4 separate regions of the Homo sapiens genome follow, and all the other regions are linked to region 4. The links are chromatin contacts, found by Hi-C in ENCODE. All regions are on one chromosome and are shown on one strand. Each heading gives the region's core, a stretch centred on a gene start or an enhancer-like site at or near the end of the contact. The rest is flanking DNA. Distances are from core to core; before and after follow the strand shown. Region 1 has its middle 120 kb from the start of AFF2. Region 2 holds the start of MTMR1 (myotubularin related protein 1). Region 3 holds the start of CD99L2 (CD99 molecule like 2). Region 4 holds the start of TMEM185A (transmembrane protein 185A).

Region 1 (2,712 bases), core at 209-2,708, 1.3 Mb after region 4:
CTGAGACGGGCCCCCAAAGGTTAGGGTTTACATTAGACTTCCTGGAATTCTCTGAGAGCCCAGTAAGATTATCACTCATTATATGATCTAAGCCAATCGACAGCCCAAAGCTTCCCATCATCAAGGCCACCTTTATAAAGAACTCTCCTCACTGGGGACTACACATTTTGAAATATTTTGCTATATCAAACAGCATTTATTTATTTGAATAGCCTTCTTTACCACCTGCATTTATGAGGGAGTAATTAAATAAATTTTCCCTTTTAAAGAATTAATTGAAAGGATTGGGTAACTCCCAATTAGTTTCTTGTCAGCATGAGATGCCCTCAAGTTTCTGCAAAATAGAGGTGATACTAGTCATAACCTCAGGGTTGTTATGAGGAGTAAAGGAAGTGGAACAGTGGCTGGCATACAGAAAGTGTTCAGTCAGGGTTAGCTATCATGGCTGTGAAGGTGAGGTTAAAGGATTGATGGACCTGACAGAATCCTTAGCCCAAAGTCAAAGCACTTGTGACTTTGTCTGCCTGCCCGGTCTGAAAGGGAGCGTATGTAAATTCTCTGTCTGGTTGGGAGGATTATTGTTTGTTTCACATTGAGAAAAACTTGTGGACCTCTATTATGCCCTCTAGACCTCTAGGTGTCCAGGGAATGACCTAGGCTCCTTCTCAAGCCAGTCTTTTCAGGCTCTACAATTTGAGGTTAAAAATACAATTAGTATTTTTGTTCCCTAAGACACAGAAGACAACTGCCTTTAATTTGTTCTAAAGTGCTTTCTTTCAGTTTCAGGATGTGTACAAGGCATACTGGGAAGGAAGTTTTTCTTTCACTTTAGCAACCCAGGACTTAATGAGTAAAGCCAGCATGACCTATTTATAACTTGCAAAGGCGGCGGGGTAGTATGTAGGGTAATTAGAGACATAAGCTTTGAGTCATGCAGACGTGGCTTCTCTCCCTGACCCTGTCACTCACTGGCTCTGTGACTTTGGTCAAGTCCCTTTCACTCTCTGAGACTGTTTCGTCACCTACGAAGTGTAGGTTATATTAATACCTATCTCATACGAATGTACAACAGGTAGAGGACACACATAGAAGGGGGAGAGAGAGGTATCCGTGCCATCCTTGTTTTCTTTCTGCTCATTAGCATACCCAGGATCATTTCCCCTCTCAGCCTTTCCCATTCCAGGTTAACAAATCCAAACCTCTACAATGTGTCTAGTCAAAAGACAAAAGGTAGGATGGCATTTTGGTTAACATGAGTCTCATTTCATCTGAGAAAAGGAAGGTAAGCTGGGAACAGATTAAAGCAAACTAGCTATGAGACAGGCAGGCTGGTTGGTTCCCTGTTTTAATATGGTCTGGAGTAAAAGAATGCAAGTTCCTTACTCAAGCTGTAGCTTACCTAACTCTCAACCAATCAGTAATAAAAGACCCAAGAAGCTGTTAACCACAAATTCCTGCTTCGGGGGCTAGGGACTTCCCCAGGGCCCTGCATGTGCAGTTAGAGTTAAACTTCGAACTACAGTTACCCCTTCCTTATTTTAATGTTAAAAATCATGCCCAGAGGTGGAGATGTAAAATGCTAATTCTACATATGATGTATGAAAAAGCATGTTGAGCCAATGCACAAGCACTAGAAAAATCCCTCCTACTCCTATACATGCTCGAATGTAATACTTTCCTGTAGAAAACTCCTGTAAACCTAACTCACAGACTACCCTCGATAAGCAACCCATTTCTTTTCCCTTCTTGGTGCTGACTCCCCTGTGCACAAGCGGAATAAACTTTCCTTTGCTGCTATGTTTGGTTATCTCTTTTGGTTTCTATCCTGGGCAATCACAAGAATCCATGATGCTGGTAACATTTTGTGGCACCCCAGGTGAGGCTCTCCTTTTAGGTCCCAGGAGAGTGAGTGAGATTGCCCAGAGGATGGAGGTGTCTGACCAGACATGAACAAAAGCTGGCACTCTGGACCACTGTTTCAGTGTTAGCGCCTTGGTGAATCAGATCCAGACTCTGAGTGTGTCCCCGTTCCCTTTCATTCATCTTCTATCTTCCCTTTGCTTTCCTTTTTTTCCCTTCACCTTCTTCCTTTTCAGTCTGTTTTGACTCTTCAGGAGTCCTGGTGTTTAATTAATCAGCTCTTGGAACCCTGGTTTCAGTTTCTGTTTGGCCAATGGGAGTGATTCCTATTTACCCATCTGGTATTTTGTTTGGGTAGCTGGAGTGAATCTGGCTCAGCTTTCTGGTATTGAGCTGAAAAATTGTCCCCTGTTCGTGAGCTGGCTAAAAAGTAGTCAGCAACCTGGAGTTCCCTTTTGTCTCAGACTTTGAAATTTCTCAGTACTTTCCTCAATTTTTGTCTTCTTTATGGGGTCTGGAAACTGGAAATCTGTTTTGTCATTTGTCTAAGTGAAAATGTACTTCCTTTGATGGTCTTTGTTGCATGTGAGCCTGACCCTTCACAATTCCTGGGAGAAGGCCTTACTCACTAGACCAGATCACCACTTTACTTTTTTGGTTTGTCTAGTCCATCATGTTATCTCTTGATAGAGTCAGTGCCAATGAATGTAAATATACAGTAGGTTCTACTTAGAGCTGGTGCAAAATCTACAACCTATTAGATTTTGAGGGCTGTGGCCAGAAAATTTGAGAGCTAGAGTCTCTCAAGCTCCCTCAGTCAGCTCCCTTCCCTCTGTCCTCCTTGTCTTGCCT
Region 2 (2,700 bases), core at 123-2,622, 1.1 Mb before region 4:
CCTCGTGTGTGGTTGAATATTTGCAGATGAGTGAAGTCCTCACCATTTCAAGTGCTGTCTTAGCTGTGACTGGTTTTCAGTGACACTAACCACTTGGGTGATTAATTTATTAAAATATATTGTAATTACACTGAGGTAGAAACAAAAGTGAAGGGAATGTTTCTTGTTTCTGTGCTTTTGGAAACTCCCAAAAGTTTGGCACAATGGGATGACCAAGACAGGCAGGAATGGGCATGTAAAACTGACTGAGCTACATTCCAACAGTGCATGCTGCCTGAGTGCACTCTGGTGTCAGGGAAATGGCCAAGTTGTGGGAAAACTGGATGTTCCGGGTTACACGATAGGCCATCTCTTGTCGTCGGAGGAGGCGGTGGCCCCTCCCAGTTCGACACGGTCACTTTATGTTTCTAACTGATTTCTCTTAGTTCTGCAGCTGCCTCAGAAGCAGTAGGCTTGCTTGTGTGTTCATGAAAACAATAAACTGGTTCCCTCAAAGTGTGAAGAACTGAAAGTAAATGGTTCTGTTTTCTTGCCTCCTGAGCAGTTTGGACGTTTTCCATCTCAGATTTTTGCCTCGATCTGCACCAGCTCCCACGCCCGCGGGGTCCCATCTCCCCGTCCTCACTCCCAACCCCCCATCAAAGACCCTAAGCAGCCACAGCAGAATTGGGGTCTTAAAACCACACGAGGCAAGGTGATGCTAGAAGAGGAGAGCCCGGGTGGGATCTCCCTCCCAAGAGGATTGGTGGCCTGGGCAGGGACAGCCAAGCGATCGCCAAGGGCAGCAGGTGGCGGCGCCGGAAGTGGTTTGACAGCTGCGAAGCCCCTCCCGGGGTTCCAGGAGCTGGGGCTCTCGGGGCGGAAGTGAGCCAGGTGCGCGGCCCGCAGCAGGTCCGAGGGCAGCAGTCCCCGGATGGGGCGCTGAGGTTTCCGGGGGTGGGGGGGAGGAGGGCCCAGAGGGGATGAAGAGGGGCCGCCCACCCCGCCACCGCCAGGCCCTGCGCAGCGCGCGGGGAGGGGGCGGGCTGGCCTCGCGCGGGGCCCTCGGGAGTCGGGGCGCGGGAGGCCGGGGCAGCCCGGGCCCCGCTTACCTGTCCAGGGTCTCCACGCTGGGCTGCCGGGAGCCGGCGGTGGCGCCCCCCGCGGCCCGAGGAGGCCTCCTGCCGCCCGCCGGCCCCGGGTTCGGGCCCCCGCCGCCCTCGCAGCCCGCCGCCGCCGCCGCCGCCGGCCTGTCCATGGCGCGCCGAGTCCTGCCGCCTTGGGGAAGCCGCCGTCGGGACGGGAGCGGCGGCCGGGAAGGTTTCGCTGCTTGCCTCCTGCCGCCCGCTCTATACCGCCCGCCCGCCTCAGGCGGCCGCCGCCATTAGCTGTCACCTGGCGGCCCCGCGTTACCCACAAGGCCGCGCGCGCGGGGGTCGGGGGGCGGGAGCGGGGGCGGGGAGGGCGGCGCGCGGGGCCGGCGCCGGGAACCCCCACCTCGCCCAGCCCCACCTGGGCGCTCGCCCACGGAGCCTTACAGCGGGGATCTGGGACCTCCTGCTCCAGCGACCTGGGTGCGTACAGAGCCACTGGGGTTCGGAATCCCCAAACGGATTATGCGTAGCGTGCTTCACTCTATAGTCACACCGGGTTGACTGCAGAGACGTGGGGTGTAAAAAGAAGTTTGAAGACATTCAAGTATCAAAAATGATTTCCCACCTCAGTTGTCCTTCCCGGAAAAGGTATAGAACAGCTCAAGCTCCCTCGGTCTTGACATCTTGAAGCAGGAGCAATTCCGTGCATTTTAGCAATTCCTCCCCACCCCATTCTTCCCTCCACTCTCCCCCTCCATACGCACCCCGCCGCCCCGCCACAAACCCACCCCCTTGCCATCTGTAGGGCAACCAAGTGTTCTGATGCCGCCCTCGGAGCTTCCGCCCATGGTTTATGTTAAGAGTAACATTTAACTTCTGTTGATTAAAAAATCACTGCTATGAACATCAAGCCAATATCTTGGTGAGGCATTTAGGACATTTGCTTTCTGGGCTAGATTTATTTCCTTGCTCATTTTGTTTGGGTTCGAATATCCAACAGCTCATCCCCTCTCACCTCACCCCTGATTAAGTTGGGAGTGGGTGTGTGGCTCGTGATTAAGCCTCTTTGCCTGTGATTGCTCTGGGTGTAGACAGGAGGCCTGCGACCCAGGTCTGGAAAAGAAGATATAAAGGGAACAATTTGCTCACTGTTAAAAGGCAGATCTGCAGACAGGGAGTTACTCATGCCCATCCCAGACCCATCCTGCCCCACCAGCTTAATAACTTCAAACTGAACTTTGAGGATATGATGCCTGAAGCCCCGACAGCCATCTTACGCACAAGAGGAGGTGAGCCTGGGGTAAGAAGATGACAGAGTGAGGAGGGCTAGGAGGAAGGAAAGGAAGATCCCCAGACAATAATAGCTCCTATCTCACACTGGAGAATCACCGACTGCAGGTTGCTGGCTTTCTAAAATTATTAAATCAAATGGTTAACCCACTGTTATGGACTGAATGTTTTCATCCCCCTGAAGTCCATATGTTGAAGCCCTAATTCCCTGTGTGATGGTATTTGGAGATGGGGTCTTTGAGAGGCAATTAGGTCATGAGGGCCAAGCTCTAGTCTGATGGAACTGGTGCTTTTTAAGAAGGGTCACCAGAGAGCTTGATCTCATGCACTCACATGC
Region 3 (2,860 bases), core at 247-2,746, 1.3 Mb before region 4:
CAACCTCAAGGAACCTCCATTTTGCTGCTTTTCCCTCGTTAATAGGTGATGATACATAAGGCATTGTGAGGAATAAAAATTAAGGGTAAAATGCCTGGAATATGCCATGTGTATAGTGTGTGTTCAATAACTACCAGCTATTTCTGTTAATTCTACAGCTAGAATGGAATAATGTTCCATTCATAGAGTAATTAATGCCCTGAGCCTGGGAAGATCCACTCCTCATATGCTGTTTTGTTTCTGCAGCCCTAAGATTCAGGGCAATGGATGTAAGCCACACGGGAGATTTCGGCTCCATCTCAGGGAGACCCCACACCCCACTGTTCCTTAGGGGTTGGTGGGAGCCACTGAGGGGGGTGCCTATGGCAGCGAGGGCTGGGTTGGGGGCACAGGAAAGCTGCCGAATGGATATTGAGGGGAGGTGGTAGTAGCCGCCCTCTAAGGAGGATGTGGCCCTGGGCAGCCGGTGCCGCATAATGGCAGGGACAGGCTCACGCTACCACTCCGGAGAGCAGTAGCGCTTCCTCTTTGTCTTCGAGAGCCGGTTGCAGCTGGGGCTCTTCTAGGGAGCGTTCCCATCAACTGCTGCAGCGGGCATTTTGCTGGTCGGCACAGTATCGTATCGGAATCTGATTTCTTCGGGTCTGGGAGACGGACTCCGTTTGCGGGGGTTCATGGGAAAGGACTGCAGCGCGTTTGTCGGTCATTAAGCACGTTTTTGAGATCGACTCTGCAGATATGAACTTGCACTTTCAGCGCATTCATCAAAGCCTCGGGAGAGCTGACCCAGTCCCTACCCCCAGTCTCCCGAGCCCGCGGCGCTTCGGCTCCGGGACGCCCCCATCCTCCCCTGTCGCCCACCCGGGCGCCCCCGGCCTCGTTTTCTCGAGACGTGTCACTGCTTGTTGACCGCAGCCAGTCACGAAAACGGTCCTTTTCTTCAGTCTCCGGCCAGGGTTTCACTCCTGCAGGGAACAGCGGGTGGGGACAGAGTGCGGGGCTCCGTGCTGGACGGTGTCTGGAGGGGCCCCAAGGGAACAACCCTTCACCGGGAGAACACCAAGGCCAGAAGGGGAAGAGCCCTTCTCAAGGTCACCCGGGAGGAAATCGGCGCCCACCGGCGCTGCCGCCTCCCGCTCCCCGGCACTGGTGACTCACTGCTCCAGGTCCGCGGGGCCACCTCCGAGACTTCGGTCTCGAGGACCGAGGTGGGACAGGGTCTGCGGACCGCGCGCTGCCGCTGGACCCAGCCCAACCCAACCCAGGCCTCCCCACCCACCGGGTGCCCGCAGGCCACGCCCCTCGCCCGGAGCCCCGCCTCCAGAACGCGGCCCCGCCCCCGATACTGCAGCCTCGCCCCGCCCCCCGGCCTAACCCCAGCCCAGGCGCCCTCAGGCGCCGGCTCTCTAGCGCGCCCGACCTCCATCTTCCCGGGGCCGCGCCGCGCGCGCGCGCGGGCTTTGGGCGGGACCCTGCAGAGGCGGCGGGGCTCCTCCTCCCGCTCCTCCTCGGCCTCCCCTTCGGGCGCTCTCGCGCTAACTGTGCTCCTCCGGGGCCCTCCGCCTGCTCCCAGCCATGGTGGCCTGGCGCTCGGCGTTCCTTGTCTGCCTCGCTTTCTCCTTGGCCACCCTGGTCCAGCGAGGTAAGGCGGGCGGGGGGCGCGCGGGGACCGCGCGGGGACCCCGCCTTGTGGGCCCAGGGGTCGCTCTGCGCATGAGCGGCACGGTCCCCGCCTCTCGGGCCTGCGGTGGCTGCCACCGGCCGGCCCGGCTGTGCGAGGCGGAGCGGCGGGGGTCCGAGCCCCGGGCCCGTGGGGGTTGACTCCGCCGCGGTCGGAGTAGCCGGAGAGGAGGGGTGGGTCCCCTCCTGACGCTGGGCTGGAAACAGCGGGATGGGCCCCCTAAAATCCTGAACGAGCAGGTGTACCACTGGTGACAACAGCTGTCCCCAAGAGTTTACCTTTGAGAAAACCTTGAAGAGAGCAGTCATTTTCGAAATTTGCTGCGAGGCCACCGACAGCAGAAGCACCTGGGGAACTTCCTAGGTGGATTCCTAGCCCCTTTCATCGGGATCACAGCGGGCATGGGCTGTGGGGGGGGGGGGGGGGGGTCAGCGAGGCGTAGGTCTAACCAGCTCTCTAGGTGCTTCTGCCGTCCGCTTCAGTTTTTGAGACTTTGGTCATGTTTTGCCAAGGAGCAGGAGAGAGAAATCCCGCTGAATCAAGGAAGCACGTTTCTTAGACCCTCTGCTACTCAAAATGTGGTCCAGGGCCCAGCCGCATAGGCATCACCTGGGAGCTTGTAAGAACTGCAGCATCTCACGCCCCGCCCCCGACCTACTGAGTCTGATTCTGCATTTCAACTAGATCCGCGGGTGATTCTCTGGCACATTCAAGTTTGAGAAGCATCTTAGTAGAATAAATGCAGTCTGTGGTTAAAAATAGGGTCTTAAACATGTACCAACAGAATCTTCTTACACTTATTTATATCCTATGTCCCCATCAGAAAAAGGGATTAAGGGAAACACTGTAATTGAACGTGAATTATGCTCCAAGCTTCCTGACAATAGAAGCGAACCCAGCTGGTGGAAAATATGTGAGCTCAGGAAACACACACACACACACACACACACACACACTTTGTCCTAGTACTGAGTTCTAGTAAGATTTATGTCACATAAAGGAACACTGGAAAACAGTGGATGGTACTAGCCAAGCCACTTTTGCAAAAGATGCAGAAATGTTTTTCATGTGGGCAACCCACCTGGAGTTGATTCACGAAGAGCCATTTAACATTCTGCAGAGGTGCCAGGCTCTGTTCTAGGAACTGATGATGCGGTAGTGAACAAAATTGAGACTGTC
Region 4 (2,700 bases), core at 88-2,587:
ACCCAGAGGATGGGAAAGGAAGATGGGTGAAAAAGTCTGGGACAGGGTCCTGGTGCTTCAGCAGATGAAAACTTGATTTGGATTACTCAACCTTAAAATCAGCTCATATAATAATATCCATTTCCCAGTGGGTGTTGGGAAGCTTAATTACCACTTATGATATGTTTTTACGTTCTCAGAAGAAAGGTGATACATCAAGACTAAGTATGACTATCGCAATTGTGATTCTCTCAAGCTGCCCTTGGGGCTAAACAGTATAAAATTGTCATTTGTGAAACTCTGCTATTGCAACAAAGGATGACTATTATCCATAATGATAGTAGACTAATGTTTAAGGCATTGTTGTGCTCATGAAAACTTAAATCTGCCCAAAGTGAAGATGGTAAACTAGGTCACCTGCTATGAGCTTGTCCTGCTCTTGGATTCCAAAAGCAAACAAAATCCTTGAGGAGGTTGACACCTGAAAGAGTACCAGATAGCAACAGCATTCTTTGTACACCTAGCATGTACCAGGCAGTGTGTTATGCACACGATCTCACTGAATCTTCCTAACACGCTTAGAAAAGAGGTTTTTATCATTTCCATTCTGCGGAGGAGAAAAACTGAGACTCAAAGATGTTGACTTGCCCAAGGAAGATGAACCTGGTACTTGTAAGTAGGGCAGCCTGGAGTGGAGGCAGAGGTCAGGTGTGAAGTGACCACAAAGTTTAGACAGGATCCAAGGAGGCTCTGAACTGGGTTAGAAAAATGAGGATGATTTCCACGTCTCCTGCTTGAATACCCCCCTGCGTACGAATAGGCCTGCTGCTAAGGGAAAAAGGGAACCCAGGAGGGGAAGGCGGTTGGCACGGGAAGTGACTTTGGTGCTAGGTAACTTGAGTAGGGAATAGCCAGCATATCTGGACACGCTGGCTTGGGAATTGGAAGGGAAGTTGGGACCCAAACTTTGGAGTCGTTGACAGATGTGACAGGTGAAGCCTGGGATGACATCGCCAAAAATGCAACGTCTCACTCATTGTCACTACTCCCAGGGCTCAGTCGTCACTGGGGAAAATCTCCAGAAGGTAGCGCGGGCCAAGGTGACAGGTGTCTGCCAAGATCTGCCCGCCAGACTCCCGGGCGGCGCGCTCCCTCCCTGCAGGCCTTCAGCCCGTCAGCATCCCCTTCCTCGGGGCCCTGCTCACTCCCAGCCTCCATCCCCCTGCCATCTCCTCCGCCGGTCGCGTGCGGACACAAGGATGGGGACCTCCCAGCGAGGAGCGCTCTGGGCGGGGCTCCGGACGCATGCGCGGCCCTCGTACGGAAGCCCGGAAGGAGGGGCAGGGGGCGGTGGCTCAGGTTTCTCCGGGCGGCGGCGGCGGCGGCGGCGGCGGCGGCGGCGGCGGCGGCGGCGACGGCGACGGCGACGGCAGCGGGGACGGCAGCAGTAGCGGGAGCAGCAGCGTGGACGCGGCTGGCGCTGGCGCCATGAACCCGCTGTAAGGCGCAGGCTGTGCAGCACGGGGTGCGGGGGAGGAGGAGGAGGACGCCGCGGTGAAGTTCTCCGCCATGAACCTGAGGGGCCTCTTCCAGGACTTCAACCCGAGGTGAGGCGGCGTCGTTGGCGCCCCCGGGAGTCCGCGCTGCGGGCTCGGGCGCGGGCTGGTGTTCGGCTCCGGGGAGGCACGGCGGGCGAGATGCTGCAGCCCGAGGACCCGGGCGCCTGCCCGAGCCTCCCTGCGGGTGCAAGCGGTCCCCAGGCAAAACAGTCGGCCTCGGCGCCCGCCCGCTTCCTCCTCCCGTGCCCGGTGCTTTCAGCCCCTGCCCGGCCACGGCCGGAAGGGCCCGGCCGCGAGCCCCGTCCTGCCCCAAGGGAACCCCATTCTTTTCTGCTTGCTGTCCCTCATTGGTGTCCCAACTTCTTCGTCTCGGTTCCATCCTCTTCTGCGCCGCTGCGGGCCCTCCATTCTCCGCGTCAGGGCCGTCTCACTCGACCCAACACCCCTACCCCCACCCCAGCTGTTTCCTCCAGTTCCTCGCAGTCCTTGGGGTTTTCCTTGGGTTTATGCCCATCCCTCTCTTGTTTGCTTCTTTGTTGAACGGATACCTGAAACACTGTTGAATCCTTGGAGTCAGTGTCGGGGTATGGCAATACCTTATATAATGCATTTCTGGGTGAGCCTGATCATTTTCCATACTCATTTTCTCATCAGTCTTCACTACAAGTTTATTTGCAGGAAGTAGATATTGCTGTCCTTCTTTTCCAGATGGGGAACACCCAGTGGACAGTGTGGAGAAAACACTGGCTAAGCACTCAAGCGCCTGTCCTTGCACTTGCCCGACTGTTTTGTAACTGTTCTTTACCCCAGGCTGTGAGCTCCCTGAAGCTGAGACCATCTCCTGCTCATCTCAGTGTCCCCAGCGCCTCCCACCCACCGTATCTGGCACATAGTAGGCACATATAAAATGTTTGTGGAACTAAACTGAGCCCAAAGACTTGGATTGGAGACGAGGCCATATGTAACTGGGTGATTCTCTGCCCTTCTTTGGCCCTTCTGTAAAATGAGGAGTTGGCCTAACTGATCTCTTAAATGCACTACTCTCCGAAAGGAGTATCCGTTTCCCTTATTTGCCAGTTGGGAAGACGTGCTCAGTAAATATTTGTGTGCTGTAACCTATGTTAGGTGCTTTAGATGCTGGCGGTCTCAGCATGGGGTGAAG

The links. Hi-C counts contacts between places; a loop is a spot of excess contacts on that map. Pooled maps may share reads with other maps.
Region 1: a pooled map shows a loop between it and region 4 (6-fold over the local background). The contact joins the enhancer-like site here to the promoter of TMEM185A in region 4. A Hi-C loop is called at or near these places in 4 of 50 pooled maps.
Region 2: a loop to region 4 is called in a pooled map, with 7 times the contacts of the local background. The contact joins the promoter of MTMR1 here to the promoter of TMEM185A in region 4. A Hi-C loop is called at or near these places in 5 of 50 pooled maps.
Region 3: a pooled map shows a loop between it and region 4 (15-fold over the local background). The contact joins the promoter of CD99L2 here to the promoter of TMEM185A in region 4. A Hi-C loop is called at or near these places in 6 of 50 pooled maps.

Annotation. Positions count from the first base shown.
Region 1 is chrX:148,379,542-148,382,253 of GRCh38, reverse strand. No RefSeq gene overlaps it. Among named protein-coding and RNA genes, the nearest start is that of AFF2, 120 kb to the left of the region's middle. RefSeq lists an enhancer at 703-792. Within about 2 kb of position 1,458, at least 8 of the 41 ENCODE cell types and tissues checked have a DNase peak (open chromatin) inside an H3K27ac peak, as active enhancers do.
Region 2 is chrX:150,692,068-150,694,767 of GRCh38, reverse strand. It overlaps MTMR1 (myotubularin related protein 1), which reads right to left and starts at 1,372. Exons shown (of 16, transcript NM_001306144.3): 1 at 1,092-1,372. The coding sequence starts at 1,237. RefSeq lists an enhancer at 1-28 and silencers at 922-1,061, 1,372-1,441.
Region 3 is chrX:150,897,304-150,900,163 of GRCh38, reverse strand. It overlaps CD99L2 (CD99 molecule like 2), which reads left to right and starts at 1,496. Exons shown (of 11, transcript NM_031462.4): 1 at 1,496-1,642. The coding sequence starts at 1,576. RefSeq lists a silencer at 1,212-1,821.
Region 4 is chrX:149,630,429-149,633,128 of GRCh38, reverse strand. TMEM185A (transmembrane protein 185A) reads left to right here and starts at 1,337. Exons shown (of 7, transcript NM_032508.4): 1 at 1,337-1,586. The coding sequence starts at 1,549. RefSeq lists silencers at 1,375-1,784, 1,795-1,844.